Linked DNA regions of Homo sapiens: region 2 is linked to region 1. The links are chromatin loops, found by intact Hi-C in ENCODE. Cell type or tissue: Calu3. All regions are shown on one strand. Links, peaks and the distances in the headings refer to the core of each region. The heading gives the core; the rest is flanking DNA. Region 1 overlaps NOL10 (nucleolar protein 10). Region 2 has its middle 66 kb from the start of ODC1-DT.

What was found. Peaks named below come from ENCODE experiments on the same cell type or tissue, not always from the same donor. Only the 100,000 strongest peaks of a DNase experiment are listed, where the experiment ranks them.
Region 2: a loop joins it to region 1, with 5 times the contacts of the local background. A loop is called at or near these places in 1 of 110 quality-filtered maps.

The regions. Positions count from the first base shown.
Region 1 is chr2:10,583,015-10,587,418 of GRCh38, forward strand. All of the region lies in intron 19 of NOL10 (nucleolar protein 10), which reads right to left. Among named protein-coding and RNA genes, the nearest start is that of NOL10, 100 kb to the right of the region's middle. In Calu3, for the core only: no CTCF peak of the experiment used is centred there; a DNase peak (open chromatin) is centred at 1,977.
Region 2 is chr2:10,513,249-10,517,652 of GRCh38, forward strand. No RefSeq gene overlaps it. Among named protein-coding and RNA genes, the nearest start is that of ODC1-DT, 66 kb to the left of the region's middle. In Calu3, for the core only: no CTCF peak of the experiment used is centred there; a DNase peak (open chromatin) is centred at 1,663.

The DNA.
Region 1 (4,404 bases), core at 323-4,322:
CCATCCGCATACTGGCCTTTTCCCAGCCTTCATTCCTGGGCCTCTCTACTCCGATGGGTGTCAGGACCACTCCCTTCCCTGAGACACGCTCCAGGTTTGGCCCTTTCCAGTTTTCCTCTCAGCTTGTTGACAACTCCAGTATCTTTACTGTCCATCTTCTCCTCTGTCTGCTTTCTAACAGAATTTTTAGTTCTAGGCAATCAGTACATCTGTGAATTCTCTAAAATTCTATGTAAATACATCACAGGCATTTGTATTTTTCTCTAGAGAGGTGTATGGTATGGATTTTATCACAGATTCAAGTAAAATATTTGTTTTTCCCCAAGCTTCCATTCTTAGCCCTAATCTTACTTTATACAATGACGCTAAATCTCTTTTCATTCGTGATCTTGACCACACAATAAACGCTGGTATCTCTCAAACTGACATCTCCAGCCTCCTCTTCCTGGGCCCGATGGACACTGCCATTGGTTTACTGAATGTGACACAGAAGACGCATGGGCTCCTTTATTTAATGTGCACAAAACCCAGCTCATTACTTTTAGCCTTAAACCTATTTTGCATTCTGTATTTTTTACCTCAATGGCAACATTACTAGACATCTCTACGTCATCCCTGACTATTCCCTTCTCCTTTGATATTATTAGGAACTGATGGTGGAGTTTGTGCTCCTTTTTCTTTCTCACTCTTAGTCTTCTGGTCTGTCTGCTCCTCTCCACCCCATCGTTCAGGCCTGTGGCCCTTCTAACTGGGATGATTCTAATGGTTTGAGAGCTGGTCTCTGGGTGTCCAGGTTCTCCGCACATTGTCTTTCTAAAATGGAGATATTCTGCTAATGGGTTTCTGGGAATAGGGACTTTTTATGCCTATGTTTTTATTTGCTACAACAAACATGCACTGCTTTTATTACAAAAGTATTTACAACACTAGGGGAGGGGTTGGAATAGATTGGATCCCATTCATCTAAGCTGTAAGATCGTGGCTTTCCAGTGCTTGCTCGGCTACCCCTTCAGGCACCCCATGCTCTGGCTGTAGGAAGGCACCCCCAACCCTTCGCATGGCCTGCCTGTGGCTGCACCGTGCCTCTGCCAGGAATGCTATCTTTCCCACCAGCCCTGAATGCTCCACTCTGCATCTTTCCACAACCAGTTTCCATATGATTTCAAGGCTCCCCAAATTCAGCTCCTTCCTTCTTATGCTCCTTTCCCATGAGCGCTTCAGGTACGCAGGCCATGTCGTTCTTCCCATCCCCTGGGTCTAGAATGCTGGTATGCTCGCACTGAGCAGTTGATAAATGCTTGATGAATGAATGGGTGGTGGAGAGGCTGATAAGTGGATGAACAGACTCACAAACAAAGTTAGCCCACTGTAAGGCATAAAAATATGTGTCAACAGACACACGTGTTTATCTAAAGCCATATGACCACACCAAGCAACGCAGACAGCTCACTCAAGTCTCCAGCTACCATTCACGATCCACCTTTCCCTTTATAGAAACATTTTAAAGCTAGGCAAGTCCAAGTGAACATTTAAATATAACACATTCAATCTGATGTTGTCTCTTGTTGACTGGCTTGCGGTAACTTGCAGAATAAACATACAGAGTCACTTTAGTTCTCTGAAGGATCGTGGTTTAATGCTTCACCAAATACTCATGTAAATATTATCACTTATATAGTTCTCAAAAAGGATGTTTAACTTAGTGATATTTAACTTAGTAAGAATGTTTAACTTGGTGATATTTAACTTAGTAAGAATGTTTAACTTGGTTATATTTAACTTAGTAAGAATGTTTAACTTGGTGATATTTAACTTAGAATGTTTAACTGCAGTTTATTCACCTCGCTATGGGTTATTCTTAGATACAAATTTTTATCCTCTTTGTTTTATACCTCCATATCCTACTACAGCCCCCAGGCAAAAGGAAGAATGTTAGAGAGATTAGTCAGACCGCCTACCCCCAAATCACAGCCTCCTGTTGCTGTGGTTACACTCAAAACAACTGCTCCCAGATTTTCCTGGTCAATGGCTATGGGGAAAAGGAGTCCTTTCTCAGCAGATCTTGAAGGAGTAACTTCTGAGTTGCCTGATGTGTTGTCATGGCAAAAAAGATTCACAGTTTCAGCAAGTATTTCTCAAGTGCCCACTCTATTCTAAGTACTTATTCAAGAGCCAGAGATAAAGCAGTAAATAGAGCAAGACAAAAACAGCATATACTCAACAAATAAACTTACTCCACAGAACCAGAACAGCACAAACCAAGCAGGACTCCCAGTAAAACACCTACACATAACAGCTGTATAAAAAGTGAGGCTGCACACGCTGCTGGAGAATGTAAAATGGCACAGCCTGTGGACAAGTTTGCCGGTTTCTGAAAAGGCTAAACATAGAGTTACTATATGACCAGCAATTTCTTCCAATTCTTGCACATAGATGAAAACATATGCAAAACACATGTAAAACTGTATAAACCAATGTTCATAGCAGCATTATTCATAATAGCCAAAAAGTGGAAACTACCCAGATGTCCATTAACTGACGAAGGGATATAAACTGGTCTATACATACACTGGAATATTACTTGGTAATAAAAACAAATGGAGTGGAGTTGTCCCTTGGTATCCGCTGGGGAATTGGTTCCAGGACCTCCCTTGGATACTAAAATCCATGGATGCTCAAGTTGTATAAAATGGTGTGGTTATTTCCATATAACCTGTGCACACCCTCTCCTATATGTTAAATTATCTGTAGATTACTTATAATACCTAATACAATGTAAATGCTACATGCATAGTTGTTATACTATTGTTTAGGGAATAAAGTCAAGAAAAAAGTCTGTACACGTTCAGTACAGTTACAAATTTTTTCTGAATATTTTCAGCCCATATTGGTTGAATTTATGGATAAGGAACCCTTGGATACAGAGGGCTGACTACACCGATAGATGCTACAACACGGATGAACATTAAAGACACTGTGCTAAGGGAAAGAGGCCAGCCACAAAGGGCCACACATTATACAGTTCCCTTTACATGAGATGTCAGAATAGGCAAATCGATAGAGACAGAAAAGTAAACTAGTGGCTGCCTCAGGATGGGAGATGGGGTAGGGTAAATGTGGGGTGACTGCCCATAAGGCGTGGGGTTTCTTTTTGGGGTGATGACAATGTTCTAAAATTAAGGTGATAGTTCCAGAACTCTGTGAATATACTAAACACCAGTGAACTGCATGCTTTAAGCAGATGAATTGTATGTTACATTACTAACAACCAGTGAACTGCATGCTTTAAGCAGATGAATTGTATGCTACATTACTAACAACCAGTGAACTGCATGCTTTAAGCAGATGAATTGTATGTTACATTACTAACAACCAGTGAACTGCATGCTTTAAGCAGATGAATTGTATGTTACATAAATTATATCTCAAGAAAGTGGTTATTTTAAAAAGTGAGGTTGGTCAGTAAAGAAAACACCTTCAAAAGATACCAAGAACATTATAGTTGGCCCTTGAATGACATGGGTTTGAACTGCACTGCTCCACTTACACGCAGTTTTTCCAATAAAAGTTAACACCATTACTCGCCTCCCCTGCCTCCCTTCCACTTCCTCCTCTTCTGACTCTGCCTTCCGAGACAGGAAGACCAATCCCTCCTCTTCTTCCTCTTCAGACCACTCAACATGAAGACAACAAGGATGAAGACCTTTACAATGATCCTCTCCTACCTAATGAATAAATATATTTTCCTTTCCTTATGATTTTCTTAATAACATTTGCTTTTCTCCAGCTTATCTTATTGTATGAGTACAGTATACAATACATAGAACATACAAAATATGTGGTAATTGACCCCTGACTGTTAAAAATTCTGGTTACCAGTAGGCTATTAGTAGTAAAGTTTTTGGGGATATTCTAGGTTCTCAGTCACCAAGAAGGTTTAAAAAAAAAATGAAGTTTTCAGGAAATCAAAAGTTGTATGTGTTAGGTCTAGACTTTCTAGTGAAAATAAATAACACAAAAAGTTAAATGTATATATATATACATATATATATACATATATATACATATATATACATATATATACACATATATATACATATATATACATATATATACATATATACACATATATATACATATATACACATATATACACATATATATACACATATATATACACATATATATACACATATATATATACATATATATACATATATATATACATACATATATATATATACACATATATATATATATATTTTTTTTTTTTTTGAGATGGAGTCTAGTTCTGTTGCCAGACTGGAGTGCAGTGGCGTGATCTCAGCTCACTGCAACCTCTGCCTCCCGGGTCCAAGCAATTCTCCTGCCTCAGCCTCCTGAGTAGCTGGGACTACAGGCACG
Region 2 (4,404 bases), core at 123-4,122, 70 kb before region 1:
AGGAGTTTTGACTCCTGTGAATATTCCCCCACATTTGTGTGCACACACATCCACCCTTGTTGGGCATGCACCTAGGGACGAAATTGCTGGGCTCGGGGTGCAGCATGGATTTAGCTTCAGTACATACTGCCGAATGGTTGCCCAAAATGATTGTACCACTCTCACCCACCAGCTTCAGGCTATGACAGTTTTGCCTCTCCACACCTGGATGCAGAGGCACTGGCTCTTTTGGACTGAGGCCCCAAGTCTTGTGGTCAATTGCACTTATGCATACTCAATGGCTCATTTGAATATGTTAATATTAAAAAGGAGATGTGGCTGGGGAAGAGGGTCATACCAGTAATGTATATACATAAGTGAATTACTTTTCAGACCATCAGAAAGAATAATGTGTTTTCAGCCAGGTGCAGTGGCTCACGCTTGTAATCCCAGCACTTTGGGAGGCCGAGGTGGGCGATCACTTGAGGTCAGGAGTTCGAGACCAGCCTTGCCAACATGGTGAAAACTGTCTCTATTACTAACAAAAAATTAGCCAGGCATGGTGGTGGGTGCCTATAATCCCAGCTACTCGGGAGGGTAAGGCAGGAGAATCACTGGAACCTGGGAGGCAGATGTTGCAGTGAGCCGAGATCATGCCACTGCACTCCAGCCTGGGCAACAGAGCAAGACTCTGTCTCAAAAAAAAAAAAAAAAAAAAAAAAGAATAGTGTGTTTTCATGCTGCTCAGTTGGAACTTCCTGAGGAAGAGATAACCCTTCCTACCCACCCACCAAGTGAATAAGCTGCTTTGAAAAATATTATTCTGGGTGAGTTTCCACTCCACAGTATAGGCCAGAGTAGCAGATTGCTGAGACACCACCCACAAAGTGCTCCACATCAGTGTTAAATAAAAGGTTGTTTCTGGAACTTCCCACTTGGTCTCAGATGGTCAATTTAAAGCATAATCTGCCAAAGGAGTAACAGGTAGATGTAAGCCTTGCTCTCCACTGAACAAATAGGTCTTCTCTCACTTCAATGCTTCTACTTTACTGCTAGGGGAAACCGATATCCAGTGCTCAGCCACTTCACGCACTGTGGAAGTGCCACTCTATAGATGTGAGGGCCCACCTCTACTTGCTCTTTCCTCTTCCATGTGACAGCCACCACCTGGTGCCCCACCTTTCTCTTGCGCCACCAAGGCAGTCAAAAGGCTGGAGGACGCCTTCTTGCCTGGTGGAAAGAGGGTAGGCCTTCACATGGTTTTGCCTGGGATGAGTCCTGCCTCTGTCACTTCCTACTAACTGTAAGACTCTGGGCAAGTTCTGAATCCCCCTAGCCTTTGTTCTGGCCTCAGGGAAATTAGGATAGTGCCCATCTCCTAGAGTTTACAAGGATGAACCTGTGTAATGAATCTCCAGTCCATGTGTCTTTTGGGAACACAGTAGGCACTCAATAATACTTGCTATTTGTACATTTCAAGTCATCTTCTCTTTTAGGTGCAGGTGCAGAACCCACCTATTCAAACGGTCTAGAGACAGAGTGTGGGGCTGCGGCCCAGCCCTTGTTGAAAATTTACATCACTTGCAAAGCTCCATTGTGAAATACCGAAACATCGATGTGGAAGAAAGGAAGACAAAGCCCAGACTCTGAATCAACTGGTAGGTGTCTGCGTTTCAGCGGCTCCGCAGGAGGGTGGGCCCAGTGACTCACCATAGCGATCCTTTTACTTTTACTAGTGACCAATCTGAGTTTTTTCATTACACGGCAATGATTCACCATTTGCTGTCATGGTTATGTAATTGAGGCTGTTTTTATCTGTTGGGGTGTCTGCATCTGTATTTCTATGTCACCGCTGGGAAGCTTTGGAGAATTTTCTTTTTTAAACAACCTGATACATGCCATAACAAACCATTGTTGAAATACCATCCCTTGAGAATGAAATCACCTGCCTCCTCATTCTCTAGGAAGTGAGTGGCTGAATGGGGACTAATCCCTAGAATTGGAGCCAGGAGATCACAACCTAGGCCTGGCCTTGTCACACAGACTCTCCCAGTGTCTCTTACTTTCTCTGGCCTCAGTTATTCCATCTTAACATGAGGTGAACTGTATCAAACCTAAGTTTTGATATTCAAAAGATGTATAATTTTGAATTTTTCTCAATGAGCCTTTCTGCCAAACAAGATTTTTAGAGTATTTCCTATGAAATCCCAAGCATGTGGCAATTCTAAGGTAGATATGGAGACTAAGTTACAAGGTAGGGTGGGAAAAAACAATGGATTTATGCCAGACTTTTTGAAAAAAATCTCACCTTGGAGGAATGGGTTTTCCATCATTTGTCCATCCCTCCTATGTTATATATAATAAACAGAAGGAGGTTAAAAATGCGCTGGTACCTCCACCATCATTCTGTTTATGGTACCAACAGACCTAGATCAGGCCAGAAGGAGTGGGCCTCACAGAGCCCATTATTGCACTTATACTTGCTTTGCTCATCCCCTGCAAGAGCTCAGAGCTCCATGTTCCAGGATTGGATGAGTAATATCAGCCCCTTGGACACACCATTGGGTCACCCTGCCAGTAAGAGACAGATTTGTGATAGCCACTCAGTTCGAACATTTTTTTCACTTTTATTTTTATTTTTTGTCCTTGGCATTTGTTGAGCTTCTTTAATGTATGGATTGACATCTTTTGGTTCATTCCAAAAAATTATCAGACATTATCTCTTTAAATAATAATTTTGCCCCCATCTCCCTTGCTTCTCCTTCTGGAATACCCCCTAAATGTATTTAGACCTTCTCACTCTATCCTCCTCTTTTTCATGATTTTCATCTTTCTGTTGTTCTGTGCTATCATTTGGATAATTTTTTCTGACCCATCTTCCAGTTCACTAATTCTCTCTTTGCCTATATCTAATTTCCTATTAAATCCACCTATTAAATTTAAAGTTTCAGTTATTATATTTTTCATTTTTATAAGAAAGATCTATTTGATTTTCGAAAAACCTGCCAAATCAGTTTTTTCATAGTTCTCTGTTTCCTGCAAATATCTTTAAGCTTGTATTGTTTTTTCAACATAACAATTGTATAATTTCTTTCCTATTATTTCATTATATGAAATATTTGGGAGTAGTTTAGCTGTTTGTTTTTTCTGCTTATTCATGCTCATGTTGCCTTATTTCCTTGTGTGCTTCCTTATTTTTCACTAAGTGCTGCTTGCTTTCTTTTCTTTTTTCTTTTTTTTGAGATGGAGTCTCACTCTATCACCAGGCTGAAGTGCAGTGGCGCAATCTTGACTCACTGAAACCTCCGCCTCCTGGGTTCAAGCGATTCTCCTGCCTCAGCCTCCCGAGTAGCTGAAACTACGGGCATGCTCCACTACACCCAGCTAATTTTTGTATTTTTAGTAGAGACGGGGGCTTCACCATGTTGGCCAGGATGGTCTCAATCTCTTGACCTCGTGATCCACCCGCCTCGGCCTCCCGAAATGCTAGGATTACAGGCATAAGCCACCATGGCCAGCCTGCTTACTTTCTTGAGATATTACTTGATGATAATTCTTTGAGATCTCGGATGAATGTGACATCTGCCTGAAAGAATTTGCACTTGCATCTGCCATGCACCTAGGGACACTTCCACTCCAAGATCACCTTCATCTGAATTTGTTCCTGGAAAATTTCTGGGCCATTCAGGGGGTGTGAATTTGGGTACCAGTCTGCACAAGGGTCAGTGTTTGGATACAGCTTCACAGAGATGAGCTTTTCTCCCGCTCTCCTCAGTGCCAAGAAACATTTCCTTGTTATTTCTAAAGGGGGGTTTGAGGGAGAGAATGCAAAAATTTACTTCGGGTTCATGCTAATCCTGGGTGTGTAACCCTTTAGAGTTCTAGCATAATGGGCTAAAGATCTTCTGGTTGGTTCTCAGCCTTACATGGATTCTGGGATTGGGATTCTGATTCTCGGCTTGAAATTCTGACAGGTGAATTTTCTTCTAAGCACAGTGATTAATCTATTGGCAGTGCACTAAATCTTGGAAAATTGTGGAAGGAGACAAGTCTCCTTGAAATGAAACATGACATTCTTCTTGCTACATCAGATATGGTTGGTTCTTGCTCAGGTTAAACAACCTGAAGCCATAAAAACTACAAAACCAACTTTCGAGAATTTTAGCGGTTTTAAATGTACAGGATGAATCAGTTAGGAATGCTTTCCACTACAAGTAGTAGCAATGTGACAAATAGAAGCTTATTTTTCTTACATAACAAGAAGTCTAAAGATAGACAGTTGGTGGTATTGGTTCACCTGCTCAGGAATGCCCTAGCGGGCAGGGGAGGGTCAAAGCTCTTTGCATGTTTCTTATCTGGGATTCTAACGCTTCCTCATGCTTATCGCCTCATAGTTACATAATGGCCACCATAATGTTAGGCATT